2 separate regions of the Mus musculus genome follow, and region 1 is linked to region 2. A link is a loop called in an ENCODE intact Hi-C map of the cell type or tissue named here. Cell type or tissue: heart. All regions are shown on one strand. Region 1 overlaps Ncor2 (nuclear receptor co-repressor 2). Region 2 holds the start of Ncor2 (nuclear receptor co-repressor 2).

Evidence for each region. Hi-C counts contacts between places; a loop is a spot of excess contacts. Peaks named below come from ENCODE experiments on the same cell type or tissue, not always from the same donor. Only the 100,000 strongest peaks of a DNase experiment are listed, where the experiment ranks them.
Region 1: it touches region 2 in a loop (2.4-fold over the local background); 10 of 42 quality-filtered maps call a loop at or near these places.

What each region holds. Positions count from the first base shown.
Region 1 is chr5:125,120,437-125,128,436 of GRCm38, reverse strand. Ncor2 (nuclear receptor co-repressor 2) reads left to right here. Exons shown (of 47, transcript NM_011424.3): 2 at 3,457-3,667. The coding sequence starts at 3,563. Among named protein-coding and RNA genes, the nearest start is that of Ncor2, 55 kb to the left of the region's middle. In heart, CTCF peaks have their summits at 5,086 and 5,708 (motif pointing right); DNase peaks (open chromatin) are centred at 326, 796, 3,046, 5,026 and 2 weaker places; H3K27ac peaks cover 2,386 bases.
Region 2 is chr5:125,174,518-125,182,517 of GRCm38, reverse strand. Ncor2 (nuclear receptor co-repressor 2) reads left to right here and starts at 3,304. Exons shown (of 47, transcript NM_011424.3): 1 at 3,304-3,521. In heart, CTCF peaks have their summits at 3,611 and 4,778; DNase peaks (open chromatin) are centred at 2,607, 3,277, 3,587, 4,597 and 7 weaker places; H3K4me3 peaks cover 3,735 bases; H3K27ac peaks cover 4,557 bases.

The sequences.
Region 1 (8,000 bases), 54 kb after region 2:
CACCTTGTGACCGTTGGGAATGGGGTCGTTCTCAACACACAGGCATGTCTGCATGACTCTTGAGTTCTTTGGGCTCCTGGGAGATCTTCAGATCTGTATTTTGTGTGTTGAGGTCCTGCCAACTTGTTTTCTTAGTTTGTATTTGTTTTCCAAGCTAGCTCCAAATGAGGCTGAGGGTAGGAGATGTGAAAAGTGGGTTGGATATAAACTCATAGGGATGGGAGTGGCCACCTGTGGGGGTGTGTGGTCTCCCATGGGGGTGTGGTCACTCATTGGAAAGGGGTCACCCATGAGGGTGGGGTCACTCATGGGGGTGAGGTCATAGAGTCTCTGACTTTAGGGCTACCCTGCACATGGGGATGCTGGAAAGGATTTGGTAGGGTGACCTTGGACCATGCAGCTCCTGTGTTCCTAGGGGATGCTGTGTGAATCCTGGGCCAGCTGGGCTGGGCTGAGGTACGAGGTTCTCCAGAGATGGCCTACAGAGGCATCCTCTCTGCCTCCCCTACATTTCCACTGGCCAAGAGGAAGACATTGTGAATGATTACCACCTTCCAGCCTTCCTGTGTATCCCCAAAATCAAATAGTGGTTTTGAGGCCATCCGCAGGTGTTGCATGGCACTGGACCAGGTGACCCAGGACAGTCAACCTTGGGGTGGGGTTGCACTGAGGGTGCTGTGGACTCGAGGTGTGGTGTAGACCTGTTTACCCCAGCCCCACCCAAGGCAGCAGCTTGTCCTGATCAGGCACAGGACAGCTGCCATGCTGGCCTTCACACACTCTGTGTTCATAAGTGTCATGTGACATGTCTCATTTTGGTGCAAGGTAGTCTTTGTGAGCCAGAGTTCTTGGTAGCAAGTAACAGAAAGTCAGCCAAGGCCGCCAGAGCAAAGCCACGCCTGCCCAGGGTCCTCTGGGATGGCTGGCTGCTGGCTTTGTCAGCGGAGTTACCTGCTTATCCCTTTCTTTCTGCCCCAGGCTCACTTGTGGTTGGTGATGGTGTCCATGCAGCTGGTGTGGAGAATACTTGGGCTTACTACAAACTGGGGGCACACCGTGCTCTGGCCCCGTGAGTGCACACTTTACCTGGGATGTGGGGATTTAGGAAGCAGGCCTGTAGCAGAGATCTTCTTGTCTACAATTAGTAGTTGGTTATTTTGTTTGTTTGTTTTTGTTTTGTTTTGTCTTTTTGGATTTTTTGAGACAGGATTGTACTGTGTATTCCTGGCTTTGAACTTGGAAATCTGCCTGCCTCTGCCTCCCAAGTGCTGGGATTAAAGGCGCGTGACACCACTGCCCAGTGTTTTTTGTTTTTTTTTTTTTTAAACATTTTAAACTGGGAATTTAGCCCAGGACTTCACAAATGCTAGGCAAATGCTGTATTACTGAGCCATGCCCCTGCCCAGACCTGCCACTGGGATTGTAGGAAGAAGTACTACCACTGAGCTATATCCCCAGCCCTTTTCACTCCTTTCTCCCTCCCTTATTTCCTTTCTCCCTTCCTCCTCCCCTCCTCCCCTCCCTCTTTGTTTCTTTTTCTTTTTTCCCAAGACAGGCTTTCTCTAGGTAGCCCTGGCTGTCCTAGAACTCACAACTCACTTTGTAGGCCAGGCAGGCCTCGAACTCAGAGAGATCCTCTTACCTCTGCCTCCCTAGTGCTGGGGTTAAAGGCGTGCGCCACCATGCCTGGCTTCTTTTCACTTTTCAAGATAGGGTCTCACTTAGTTTCTCTTGCTGACTTTGGATTTGCAATCCTCCTGTCTCAGCCTGCTTAGAAGATGAACAGGTCTGTGCACAGTGCTTGCCTGTGTCGCCTTCTGACCCTTTTGCTTTGTGTGCCCCCGGATCTCTGTGTGCCAGAGTTTGGTGTTGCTGCCACACGGGAGGAAACATCTCAAAGGTGTGACCTGGGAGAGGAATATGTGTGTGTGTGTGTGTGTGTGTGTGTGTGTGTGTGCGCGCGTGCACATGCATATACATGGGAATATTTAGGAAGTTCATTGGTGTCATCTTGTTGACCCTGAGGGGTAGGGACAGTGCCACCTACATGTTGGAAATGAGAGAGCTAAGGTTCTGAGAAGGGGACCGTACTCCCTGAAGCTGTGGTTCTTGGCATGGTTCTTGGTCCAGTGTTCTTGTGTTCATAAGTGTCATGTGACATGTCCTTTTGATGATAGGTTCTGTGTGAGCCAGAGTTCTTGGTAACAAGTAACAAAAAGCCAGTCAGGGCCATCAGAGCAAAGCCACACCTGTGCAGAGTGCTCAGGGGTGGCTGTCCACTGCATTCTCAGGTTGACTTACCTGCTCATACCTCAGCCAGTCACCACCTCCCCTTCCTGACCGTCTTACTGGCCGTGCCTGGGTCACATGGCTCTTCTTGGGGCCTGGGATGGAATGTCAGGTGCACACTGGTAGGTTAAGGAGGGACCGAGTGCATATGTCAGGACCTCCAGCTTAGGAAGGGTTTGGATCTGCAGTCTTCTCCCCTCCCTGCTTCATTTCCCTGCATGAGATCTGTCACAGGCCATCTGTGGCTTGCTTGGAGGACAGTTGCTACCAGTTAGCCCAAGAGGAAGGGCTGGGGTTAAATTACAGGGAGCTAGGGGTCTGGCCAGTCTCCTTCTCATCCTCATGTATCATTGCTTAGGATACAGCTCCAGCCTCAGCTCTGGGTGTAATGTGAAAAGGCAGGGCCTTTCAGGAAAGAGAAGAAGGACCATAGGGCTGTCTCAGACTTCCCGCTGGGGCTTCCCTGGCTCCTGCAGTCTCTTGGTTCCCATTCTTGAGAGCACTGACTATTGTTGTAACTTGTCTTATATTAGTCATGGAGGTTCCTGCCTGGAAGGTGGCCTTTATCATCCTGGACCTGTTTGTTGCCCAGGATGGATTTGTTGTCCAGGATGCTTGTGTCTGGTTCAGGCCGTCCCTAGTGTGGCCCTAGGCATCCTGTTCCCTGACTCCCAGTGGCAGTAGGCCAGTCTCCTCTGTGTCCTTTCCATATCATGAATCAGTCTCTAGCTGAGGACGAAAGAGCAGCCAGGCAGCCTTGCTTTAGCAACTGTGTCGCTCTGTGACCCATAGTGGGTCACTGCCATGTACCACTCTGCTAGCACACAGCTCAGGGACAGGCCCAGCAGCTGTGAACTGGAGCTGCTAGGGGCTTTTGAAGAACTTTGCCCTGGAGATCTGGAAAGTCCCAGCTATGGGATGAACTGGCTGACCAAGGTGGGTGTGGGAGCCGTGCGGATGGCTGTGGGTACGGTGTCCACGCCGAGGCTCCCAAGCCTGCTGGTTGAGGCCTGTTGCGTAGGGAGATGGCTTGTGGAGGCTAGGCACAGTGCTTTGGCATTGGGCTGTCCTTGAGCGGAGGCTGAGGCAGGAGGAAGGACTAGGCCGCAGTGGCTGTGGACCAGCTGCCTCCTGTTCAATTTGTTTTTTTTTCTCTTCTCTCCACAGGCACCTGTGACGAGGTCACCTGCCAGCAGATGACCGAGACCAGCCCTTAGTCCTAGGTGTGGTCAAGAGTGTCTTGGGCTCCAAAGCCTACCTGGACCCTACCACCATGTCAGGATCCACACAGCCTGTGGCACAGACATGGCGGGCTGCTGAGCCCCGCTACCCACCCCATGGCATCTCCTACCCGGTGCAGATAGCCCGGTCCCACACGGTAAGGGGCATGTCTGCTCAGTACCACTTCCACTACTGCAGTGCATCTTCTGAAGCCAGGCTGCTGCGGCCCGTGCTGATTTGGTCTCAGTGGGGACACTGGTGGCAGTCAGGTGTGGTGATGGAGGCCTGTAATCCCAGGATTGAGGTGGTGAAGGCAGGAGGGTTTCAATTTTGAGACCAGCCTAGCTGGCTACGTAGCAAGTCTTATTTTAGTATGGGAAGGTGGAGGCTGAGGCTAGGCTGTGTGGATACGCTGCTTATATCTTGTGGACTTGGCAAGTACAATAGAGCACCCACGGTGTCACCCCCCTCCCCTCCGACCCATTTCCACCATGTTTGGGACTGGGGAGCTTTTGGGGAGGGAGACTGAGGTTGCACTTCTTCCTAACCCTCAAGATCTTCGTGCCTATTTCAACTGTAAGACTCTGAGCCCCAGAGCAGTGTCCACCTCTGCCAGGGTCCTGTTCCTGCTCATCTCGTACTGCTAGAGGGAGCAGACTGGGCTTTTCTTGTTGCCTGCTGTGTACTCTTTCTCTGGGCTGTGGAGTAATGGGGTGTGATGTGAGATGGAGCAGCCACAGCTGGGTGGGAGTGCGCATGCGTGCGTGTGTGTGAGCAGGAGAGAATGTATGTCTAGGCTTGTGTCTGTCCCTCCTGGGTGGCATGGTCCATTTCTGTGTGGGACGTGGTTCTACTTGTGAGTCAAGAATGCTTTCTCATGAGCCCCAGAGCCTGGCCTTAGGGTACCCAGCTTCATACTCTCGGTGTGTGGAGCAGCTGAGGCCTGGAGGGAGAAGACAAACCCTAACCATTGGCCTGGGGCAGCCAGTGTTGGGGTTCTACATTCCCTAGCTCCCAGCCTTTACACCACCACACAGCAACCATGATGCACTGGGTGACAACCAAGCCAGCGGCAAGGACATCTACTCTCCAGGCTGGCGAGTGACCCAGACGGGCCATTTACTGTTTGGGGGGGGGGGCCCTCAGTTCTGTCACCTATAAAGCAGGGATGACAGCAACACCCACAAGAAGGCCTATGCATGTCCCCATGTGGCTATCTGCTGTCACCATAACTTGGTGACTGTTAAAGCCATTTCCTGATGGGCCCTGCCTGGGGTTCTATCATCTCTTTGCCCTCCCCTCCTCCCCTCCCCCATCCCAGTCCCCCCAGGCAGATGTCTGTGGCTTCTTCCCCTTCATTCATTTTGCTCATCCACCCAGCCTCTGGCTGTTGTGTGTCCTTCCCTCATTCCTGAATTCTTGCTCTTTGCCTCATTTGTGTCCTCTCCCCAGTATTTGGGGTCACTGGCTGACCCTAGGCACCGCCCACTCTCCTGCTGGGCCATTGGTGACGCAGGATGCCGCTGGCCCAGACCCAGTAGTTACTGATCCTGTGGCCTGATGGGATAGCTTACAGTTTGGAACATGTCTGTCCCCTGGTGGGGACTTGCTTGCTCTTTGGCCTCTGTTCATCCCCAGGGTCTGTGGAGGGTTTCTCTCTGGGAGACTGTTGAGGCCTCATTACTTTTCTATGCTGGCTTGGTGAAGCCTGGCATATGGAGCCCTTGGTCCTTTTCAGCCTTCCCCATAACCCCGCCCCAACCCTGCCCCACAGCCCCTCCTCCACCCTCTTACCCAGGCTCCTCCAATAGCCCCGACCTTCCTGCAGCCTGCCCTCTCAGCCCACCCTCATTTCCCCAGACTTCCCCAAGGCCCTTCCTAGTCCCCCCACCCCCACTGTACCCCATCTCTTTCCTGTGGCCCAAGGATAAGTAGAACACAGACTGGAAAAGACCACGCGCTTTCCCCCTTAACACTTGTGTCTTAGGAAAGAGAGGCCTGAGAAGAGAAGCCATGGATCCATAGCAAGGTGACACCCCGTAGGGGGAGAGCCACTGTGTGTGTTCTAGCCCTGGTGCGGACCAGCTCAGCCTGTGGTGTCCTGGGCCTGGGGAACATGATGGGCCACTTTTTTTTTTTTTTTAAGATGTATTTATTATTATATGAGCTGTCTTCAGACTCGCCAGAAGAGGGCGTCAGACCATGTGGTTGCTGGGATTTGAACTCCAGACCTTCAGAAGAGCAGTCTTAACCCGCTGAGCCATCTCACCAGCTCTTCGGGTCTGGGCCACTTACATACTCTAGCAGGTCTGTCTTCCCGGAAGCTCTGCCCTCTCAGTCAAGTGAGCCACTTATAAAATGGCTGGGGTTCTGCTGAGGTGGCATCATGACGTGATCACTTGGGACGTGAGCCGGTTTCTGTGTGATGTGACAATAGGGACGGCAAGTATAGAGGACCCCCCCCCCCCCTACAGCATCAGGCTGTCAATCCCCTCGTTTCACCAGGGGTAACATGCTGCCTATCAGCACCAGTCTTCGCTCCCCAGACCCTCTGGTGTGTCTCCCTCCCCTGCCTGCATGCTGCTGGCAGTGGGGTGCAAGAGCCACGTACCCGCAGGTCAGTGTCTGGCAAGGTGTGTGTCAGGGACGCCTGACAAAATTGGCTGTGCCTAACCTTGGCCTTGGGCCTAGCTGGCTGACTCTTGGTTGAGGGATGGACCTGTGGGCTGTTGTTCAGTTGGTCACAAACTCTGCTCTGCCACCCAGGGCTCAGCCTGCTCCTGTCTAATGGCACTGGATGCTGGCCGGGGCTGATGTCCTAGGTGTGTGGGCACATCGTGGGGTCCTGTGCCCACCTGCTGTATACTGTCTTAGGGTCCTCATCTGTCTGTCCGTCCATTCATTAACTCTCTGGCTCGGTCATTGACCTGTTTGCTCATTCATCCACTCATTAGTGGATTCACTTGTCCATTTGCCTGACAAATACAGGTTAGATTTGTCACATGCCTTGGAGACCGAGCTGTGAAGGCAGAGATGCCCCCTCTCTGGGGAAGTCGACATTCTCTTGGGGTACAGTGGAACAAAGATGGGGCTAGAGGAGGCCATATTTAAGTGGAGAGACAAATATTGATGGTGGAGCTGGGACCCAAGAGGACAGACAGTGGGTGCATGGTGTCTGGATGCACAGCGTCACAGAAAACCCTGACTTGAGGCTCTTTTGGAATGAACATTCCGTTCAGGGGTGACAGGGGTAGGCTGAACTCCGCCTCCGTGTGATTTTGTGTGGCTCTCTACGTCTTAGACTCGTGCTGGGGTACAGTGCATTTGTTTCTTGGGGCTCCCCTCTTGTTCTGTTTGTAGTGGAAATATCCAGGGGCTGGGGTGGGCCTCTACCCCTGAGTCAGGTGTTATAATCAGTACGGGGCAGGCTTGAAGCCTGTGTCCTGTGACTGTCTCCGTTCCCAGCGGAGGGGCCAGTTGAGCCTCACCTGTACTATTCTTGCTGTGTGACCAGGAAGAGCTGTTCTTGCTCATCATTCTCTTGATGTTCAGATCGCCCATGATATCCTCCTTCTGGAGCTGCTTTTTTTGGGGGGGAGGGGTTGTCACATTAGTCAGCTTGTGCAGAGGGCTTGGTTACGGCGACCTAAGAATGGGATCATTTCTCTTGATGTCGTCCTTGCAGGGCCATCCTGGTATCCTTGTCCTTCTAGGTCGTGTTTTGCAAAGTCTTGATTGCCCGCTCCTTCCCTTGCAGTTTGGTCTCTGAGGTTTTCCAGTTGCTTGCCGTCTAGGGTCAGGATCCGGCTGCTCCCCCCCAGCGCATATGACTGCTACCATTGGTTCTTTGCAGTGAGAACTGCTTTAAGACACAGAGCCCGGGGCTGGAGAGAGGCCTCTGCTCAGCAGTTAAGAGCCTGCGCTGCTCTTTCAGAGGATCTGAGCTTGGTGTCAAGCACTCTCGTCCAGCAATGCACAGCTGCTTCTGACTCCAGGGGATCCAGTGTCCTCATGTTCTCTCTGGCTTATGTGGGCGCTGCACACATAAGACATACACACAGATACATAATTAAAGATAAAATGAAATCTACAACAAAATAAAAAGGGCTAAAAAGGAGAGGAAAATATGCCAAAGGAAAACTAAGTGACCTATATAGGTCATGCTGTCCACAGCCATACACGAGTCAGACATTACTAATCGATTGCCGTGCATGTAAGCAAGCATCCAGGCTGACAGAACAGATTGATTGGTCTGGCACAAGGCGGAAACCTGTCTTGTTTTTCTTATTAGAGATGGTGTGCACACTGACTCTCCTCTCCCACTTCCCTCATTTTCCCCCAGCGATAAAGTGATCTTAGTCCTGGTGAAAAATGTAAGAAGGCTTTATGCAGGGGTTTGTGGGATCCAGGTTAGGGCTGAGGGTGTAGTGGGTAGTGAGGGCGCCCGGCACCGCAATGAGACTTCAAGGTTGGGGAATTTATCACCTATG
Region 2 (8,000 bases):
GGACCGCCACATGTAAATGAACTCGGTTAATTTGCCAAGCTCTTAGGAAGGAATGATCGACTGATTGATTAAAGGATAAAGATGAAGCCGGGCGTGGTGGTGCACGTCTTTAATCCCAGCACTCGGGAGGCAGAGGCAGGCAGATTTCTGAGTTCGAGGCCAGCCTGGTCTACAGAGTGAGTTCCAGGACAGCCAGGGCTACAAAGAGAAACTCTGTCTCAAAAAAACAAAACAAAACAAAAAACAAAACAACAACAACAAAAGGATAGAGATGGATTTATTTACCTAGAATGATTTTTGTTATTATGTTGGGGATTGAAGGTAGGGCCTAACATGCTGGGCAAGCACTCTATCACTGAGCTACAAGCACTCTATCACTGAGCTACAAGCACTCTACATCCCTAGTCCTCTTCTATTTCTAACTTAAGACAGGGTCTCTCCAAGTTTCCTAGATTGGCCTTGAGTTTACTCTGAGGCCCAGGCTGCCTGCAACTTGTAATCCTCCTGCCTCCTCCAAGTAGTTGGGGTGACAAGTGTGTATTACCAGGCTAGGTTCTTACTTGTATTCTTTTCTTTTTCTTTTCTTTTTGCATGCTTTGGTGTTTTGCCTGTGTGTCTGTCTGTGTTGAAAGCACCAGATTTCTTGGAACTGGAGTTACAGACAGTTGTGTGTGGGACCGTGTCACAGAGTTGTGAGCCGCCATGTGGGTGCTGGGAATTAAACCTGGGTCCTCTGGAAGAACAGCCAGTGTTCTTAACAGCTGAGCCATCTCTCCAGCCCCTTATTTTACTTTTTAAAAAGTATTTGGCCTGGGCCTGGAGAGATGGCTCAGCTGTTAAGAGCACTGAAGTTCTGAGTTCAGTTCCCAGCAACCACCCGGCGGCTCACAACCATCTGTAATGGGATCCCATGCTCTCTTCTGTGTGTCTAAAGACAGCAACAGTATAATCACATAAATAAATAAATAAATAAATCTAAAACAGCTAATTGGGCTTTTGAATATGTCTGTGTACAGTGGGTGTGCCTGGTCCTTACAGAGGCCAGAGAGTCTGTTGGCTTCCCCTGGAACTGGAATTACAGATGGTCTTGAGCCACCATTTGGGTGCTGGGACTTGAACCTGGGTCCATCTGGAAGATTATCCAGTGCTCTGGACCACTAAACTATCTCTCCTGCCCTTACTTTGTAATTTGTTTTTGAGATAGAGTCTCATGAATTCAATGCTCCAAGCTGGGCTTGGAACCCTGATATTGGTGTGAGGGTGACCTTGAACTCCTGATCATCCAGCCTGCACTTCTAGGCAAGTGCGCTACCGTACTGAACCACATTTAAAGCCCTTACTTCTTGTGTGCCTGGGACATTATTAGGCTGGATACACTGCAGAGTATCTTTGAGCCAATTCTGGATTTCAGGCTCTTCAGCAGTTATTTAAACTTGCCTTGCTATCAGCTGTCCTTAGATCTCCAAGACTCCTTACCCCCAAGAGCCCAGTAGCAAACAAGGTGTGGTGTGTTATGAGGGAAGTAACTCTTGAGGTACCAGTGTGTGAGGATAGTGTAGGTCCAGCTTAGCTGATGTTTCTTGCTGCCAGTCTGTCTACAGCCTGTGAGGGAGCACCCATTAGAAATTTGTGGCCGGGGGATTTGGGCAGGGCAGGTTATTTCTCGGGTCTAGGTCTACTCTTGGGTCATGTGGAATCGACACTGGACTCCCGCCACCACTTTGGGATGAAGCTCCAGGGTCACTGTGGGGAGTGTCTGTCCTTTCCTGTGGCTCAGGAGGACAGGGCTGCACAGTTTATAGCAGGAAACTGAGAAAGAAGCCAGCCAGCCAGTCTTCTTTAGTGCAATACTTTCCTCTGGCCTCAGTGGCTTTGCCTTATAGAGACTTGGGTGGAGAAGCTGCCAAGGCTTCCATGTGACCCTGGTCTTTGTCTGAAAGCATAGCATACCCGATGGCGGCTGCCCCCCCCCCCCCCCCCCCCCCCCCGCCACCAGTGACTGAGGTTGGCAAAAGCCGGGGAGTCAGAAGACACCCCAACTCTTTCTCCATAAGAGAGAAATCTGAACCTATGCAAATGAGGGAGTGTCCCTAGATGACTCCAGGGGACCAGTAGGCAGGCTGGAGAGAGAGGCTAGCCTTGTCTCTTCCCTCCCGTAGGACTATCTAGCCGGCCTTCTGCAGGTCTGGTTTTGAGCCCTCACATTGCCAGCCGGGCAGCCGAAGAGTGGGTGCAACGCCATGGGTGTGTGCCCCTGACCTCTGACTCCAGTTCCAAAGGGCACCCGCCCCCTCGTACACTTCCTTTTTTTTTTTTTTTTTCCCACTCTTGGACTCGGTTCCCCCTCCACTATCTGCCCCACACCCGGACTCAAAAGCTCAGGGGTGGGGAGAGGGAACCGGCGGCATGGGTGCAGGAACCCCAGTACCCCTGAGGAAGAGGCCCTTGCCCTGGCAACCGCACTCCCGCCGCAGCCATACCGCCCCCCCTCCCTAGGGGTTCTCTTGTTGGCAGAACCGAATCTGCTGAGACTTCACTCCAAAAAAGGAAAGTTAAATTAAAAAAAAAAATCAAACTCTCCAACGCGTCTAGGGAAAGCAGAAGAGGAGGGAGGCGGCGGCTGCAGGGCTGGGTTCCCTTGCTTGGCTGCTGTTAAAGATCTAAGGCAGAGAGGGCCCACTATGGGGCATGTGAATGAGCTCTACTGCTAGTGGGCAAGCTCCTACTGGGGTTGAGTGGTCCTGATTGGGTGTCCAAGACTGGACCATGGGCTCAGAACGTAGCCTAGGCACGTGTCCTGGAAAATTCCCTATGGCTGTTCATTTTAGATATCAGGGGGCCCGGGTGACAGGGCTGCGTAGCGCGACTCGCGTGGGCCTCTCCAGGATCTCATATTGCAGTCCCTGAACCAGCTCGTCATTGGTTGTGGTCCGCAGAGCCTTTCCCCAATCTCCCAGGCGAGGCCCAGCGCGTCGCTGAGCATCTGCGTGCGACTCTGAGGGCTCCGTGGGTGGCCCTCCCGGGGCGTCGTCTCCGCATCCCCTGGACACTCCTGAGTTATAATTTAATAGCTGAAACGCGATTCCCGTGAAGTCTCTGGGGTTCGCGGAGGAGGAGGGGGCGAGGAGGTATTTGCTCCGCCTTCTTCGGGCAAAAAAAAAAAAAAAAAAAAAAAAAAAAACGCAGCTCGGGGTGCGCGCACGGCGGCGGGGTGCGTAGGCCTGGAAGGCGTGCATGCGGGCCCTTTAAGGCGGCAGGGGCGGGCTTCCACAAGGCCCCGCCCCTCGCCCCGCCCCTCGCCGCCAGGAGCGGAGCCGCGGGCAGCGCAGGCCGGGCCGCATCCCCGTCCCCGCGCCAGCCGCCCGCGCCCGCCATGCGCGCCCCGCAGCGGCCCGCGCGTCCGGGCCCCGCGTCGTAGCGCGGCGGGCGGAGACCGCAGGCTCTCAGCCCGGACCCGCCGCATCCTCGAGCCCGATCGGCGCCGTAGCCCGGCGCCAGCGCCCGGTGCCGCCGCCGGCGAGGTGAGTCGGGCCGAGTGCGCGGAGGGCGGCGGGGAGCGGGTGGCTTCCGGGCCGGGGCGGCGCACGCGGCGGAGTTGGCGCCCCCGAGGGGACGGGCGGCGCGGCAGGGAGCGCGCGGGGGCGCGGGAACTTCGGGAACTCTCGGGACCTTGCAGGGCGGTGCAGGCCGCGACCCTGGCACCCGGGACCCTGAAGGATGGAACAGGCCAAGACTTAGGGACCTGCGGGGTGGAGCAGGCCGAGAATCGGGGACCTTGCGGGATGGAACAGGCCGAGAACCGGGGACCCTCCAGGCCAGGAACCGGGTACCTCCTGGGTGGCGCAGCCTGAAGACCTGGGGACCATGTAGGGTGGCACAACCTGAGGACTGGTAGCCCTGCAGGGAATCACAGGCCGGGACCAGGGATCCTCTGGGATAAAGTAGCCCCGGACCTGGAGACTCTTTAGGGTGGTAGAAGCCAGGACCCGGGGACCTTCTGAGATGGCACGAGCTAAGACCCGGGAACCCTGCAGGGAGATTCAGGTCAGGACCCGAGAGCTCTGCTTGCAGTTTAGGCCAGGACCCGGCTACCCTGTGGTATGTTTTGAAGGCCAGGCCCCGGGGATCTTGCAGCAGGGTGGCGCAGCCTGAGGATTGACTGATGTACTCTTGTTTTGGAGAGGGCCAGGACTCATGGACCCTCTGTTGTGGCGCAGCCTGAGAACCGGGATTCTCAGGGGTGGGTGGCGCAGCTCTAGGACTTGGGACCCCCTCCCGGCCGCTTCCCCCGGCGACTCTGGGGTGGCACAGGCCAGGATCTGAGACCCTCGGGGGTGGCGCATTCTGGGGACCCAAGGACCCCGTGGGCGGCCGCGCCCCCCCTCCGGTGACGCGGCGCCGCCTCCTGTACCCTCCCCCTGGCCGTGCGGATACTTCGGATGCCACTAGTTTGGGAAGTTGCAGATCCGAGCCTAGCGGGGCAGCCGGGAGCCCCAGCACCCCCAGACGCGCGTGGGAAGCGGCCTCCCCTCCCGACCTTGAGGGAGGAGAGCCGGGCGGGCGTCCAGACAGGCGGTCCCTCGGGCCTCTAGAGCTGGAGGCGCCCAGCAGCGGCGGCTGAATAATCTTTACATTGTAGCTTTATTCGCACAGCTAGGTCCATCCGGCGGCGTGCGCGCGCGCCCTCCCCGAGAGTCTGGTGCAGGCAGCGGGGGCGGATCCGTTCGTTCTCAGCCTCCTCCCTTCCTCTCCTTCTCCTCCCCCCTGTTGGTGAGAACTGGTTTTATTACGATTACGGCTTTTTTTCCTCCCTCTTTGCAGATTTTGTGGAGGGATGTGTGAGAGGGGAGGTAGGAGTGGAAGGCATAGGATCCCTGGGGGGGCCCTGTGGGCAGTGTTAGGGTGGCCTTGGCTTTGCCCTTTTGATTCCAGCGCTGGTCCCTGCGGCTGCTTTGATGAAAGGGGCTCTGAGGCCAGGCGCGTGTAGGGGGTGCATCTCAGGCCACTGCTGGGGACTTCGTGGGTGGCCTCTTTTTCTTTTTTAATTGTAGAGGAGGGGGCAGAATAGTCAAGGAGGCGAGGTGGCTAGAGGCCTAAGCGTTCTGGTTGGTTCTGTAGCTCAGCTCCTGGGTTCGAATCTTGGGTGGCTGACTGATGGGGAGTTGGGGTGGGGGGGCAGATGACTTCACCTGCCTGTGGTTATGGGCTTCTTTTCTGCAGAGTGAGGGTGAAAACAGTTCCCTGGTCTGGGGCGCTTCTGAGAACCAAGTCTGTGCAGAGGGTCCTTGGATAGGTTACTATGACTACTGTTATTTCCGGATTCTCATCCTTGCTCTGTCGTCGTATTGGGGAAACCCACGAGAGTGAGTGTCTGCTCCACCTTTGGGAGCAGGGAGGGTCTGATGGAGGAGGCAGGATGGAGAAGGGCCAGGCCTCAGCCCATTGAGCACAGGCAAACACGGAGTTGGCAGCCAGCTGAGCTGCAGTGAGTGGTGGAGGGGGTGGTGAGGGCATTTCGGGTACTGCCTAGCTTCCCTGCACTCCATGTCCCTGTTCGGAAATTTACCGCTGTTTCTTTGGGGCGCCAGGGGAGCCTGCGGTGTTCGAGTCCAGACGTGGGGGTGGGAGTGAGTGGCCAGACCTAGCCTCTTCCCACGGAGCTATTTACGCTTGCCCAGGAATCGATACTATTGATAAACTCATGTCGGTGGTAATGTGGCTGTCAGGCCCGGGTGAGGGATGGAGACCCCCTCCTGGGGCTGTGCTCCCCCCCCCCCCCATGAGGGTTCATGGCTTAATCCTTTCTTTTCTCCTAGTGAATACTTGGGCTACCTCCCAAAGGTTTTCCAGCTCTGCAAACAGGAACCGAGCTGCAATACAGCTGGATCTAGAATTGTTCTGGGCCAGCAGGTGCTTGCCACTCTACAGCCCCCCCTCTCCACAGGGACCCGGGATTCCTGGCTGGAAATGTTTCTGGCTGGGTCCCACCCCAAACTGGTGTTGGGGAACGACCCCTGTGTTAACCGCTGAAGATGGGGGTGGCACCTCCTCACCACCCAGTTAAAAGGGGAGATTGATCCAGTGGGAGATTCACACAGGCTGATCACCAGGGGCTGGCTCGATTTTTTTTTTCTTTTTCCTCTTGTCTGAGGTTCCCCCCCCCCCCCCCCCCCGTCTGTCTGTCTGTCTCTCTCTCTCTGTTCTGTATCCGTTCATGTCTCCGATACCATATAGCAGCCTCCCTAGGTGATACCTCAGGGACAGTTTCCTGCAAGGGTGGCAGCTTTCTGGAGCTAGTGATTCCCACTTAAGGTGCCCAGGGGATGGATGAGTGTGTGTGTGTGTGTGTGTGTGTGGTAGGCAGGCAGGCAGGCAGGCAGTTAGCTGTCTGGGGAAGGCAGAGCTACACAAAGCCAAGTGGAGTGGGTGGCTTAGAAGACCCACCTCTTTAGGGAGGAAGAGAAGCTTGGGAAGGGTCAGGTGAGCATCCTTAGGGGAGGCTGATGGATGGGAAATCCACTTTATGGCACGCCAGGTGAATCCTGTTCTCGGAGTTGGCGGATCTGCATCTGCACTGCAGTAGCAAAACGGTGACATCCAGGAAAAACAAAAAACAAAAAAACCCAAAAAAATGCTGACTATGTGCTATCATTCAGAAAGCACTTACTGTGTGTGTGCCGACCTCAGAAAGCATTCAACTGTGTGTGTGTGTGTGCCAGCATTCAGAAAGTGCCTTTGTCTGTGCACCGAGCATCTACTGGTCTGTTCTGAGGTGGGCTATGGGGAAGTGACTGTCCTATTTTATAGAAGGTGTCACAGGGGCCCTGGGAGGTTTTGGTGACTGGCCTTGGAAGCTGGGGCAAACGCCTGGGTTGTTTCGCGGATCACACAGCACGACAGCCTTGGCTGCAAGGAAGGGATCAGGAACTGACCTTCCTCTTGGGGTTGGCACCTGCCCATCTTTGCAGGGCTGTGGGGGAGGGCAGCTCAGAGACTGGGAACTTGTTCTCCCAGGGTTTGGAGAGGGGGTGGTGCCAGCGGCAGGCTGGCATTTCTTTGAAGTCTCATTTTATCTCAAAACACTCATGCAAATTTTTGGCATCTGCCTTGGCGACAGTGCTGTGTTTATTTTGAAATGAAAACAGGGGTTTGAATTATTTAGCATGGTGTCTAACAGGGCATAACGCTGGAAGCGGGGAGCCCTGAAGCCTGGAGTGCCCTGCTCCTGTCTCCCCGGGGAATCTGGCTGGGGACACATAAGCCTGTGGTTGGAGAGGCCCTTGCTCCTGAGAGCCACACAGGTCAGAGGGGCAGTTGGCCCAAGGTCACAGCAGGACAGTGTGCCCGTGGTGGCAGTGAGTGGAAGAGAGATTTCTCCTAGTGACACCTCTGTGTTAGAGCAGAGTGCAGCCACTGCACATTGCCTTGCTCATGGACCCTTAGCTGGTCATAACCTTTTGGTTCATAGATACCACAAGAATTCGTGGAAGCACAGCAGGGGACCGAGTGCCTGATCCACTCTGTCTGACCTGGTGGTTGATTTAGCATCAAAGACTAAGGTTTTCTGGGTCACAAGCAGTGTGCCCAGGCTGGTAACCTCTAAATAGGGACTTGTGGGCCTCACCTGTCAAGTTGGAACCCTGCCCTCCTCCGCTAGGACCCCTTGGGGGCTTGGTCCTCAGCAACAGTCCATCTGTTTCTTAAATGCTGGCCCACAGCATCAAGTTGTTGGATACTGGGGAGGTTACCTAACCCCTCTCTCTGAGCCTTAGTTTGCTCATCTGTGAGATGGGGCCACCTGCTGCCACTGCTGCTTGGGCACTTAGCATTATGTGGGTCACACAAGTCCATGTGTGGCTTCGAATCTTCTGTCACCATATGTAGGTAGCTTCCCCATTAGAGGGCAAAGACCTGATGGAAGAGTGGAAGAGTTTGTCACGGGGACTCGTGTGTCCTTGCATTTGCTCTGGGTGGTCAGACTGGATACATTTCTCTAGTCT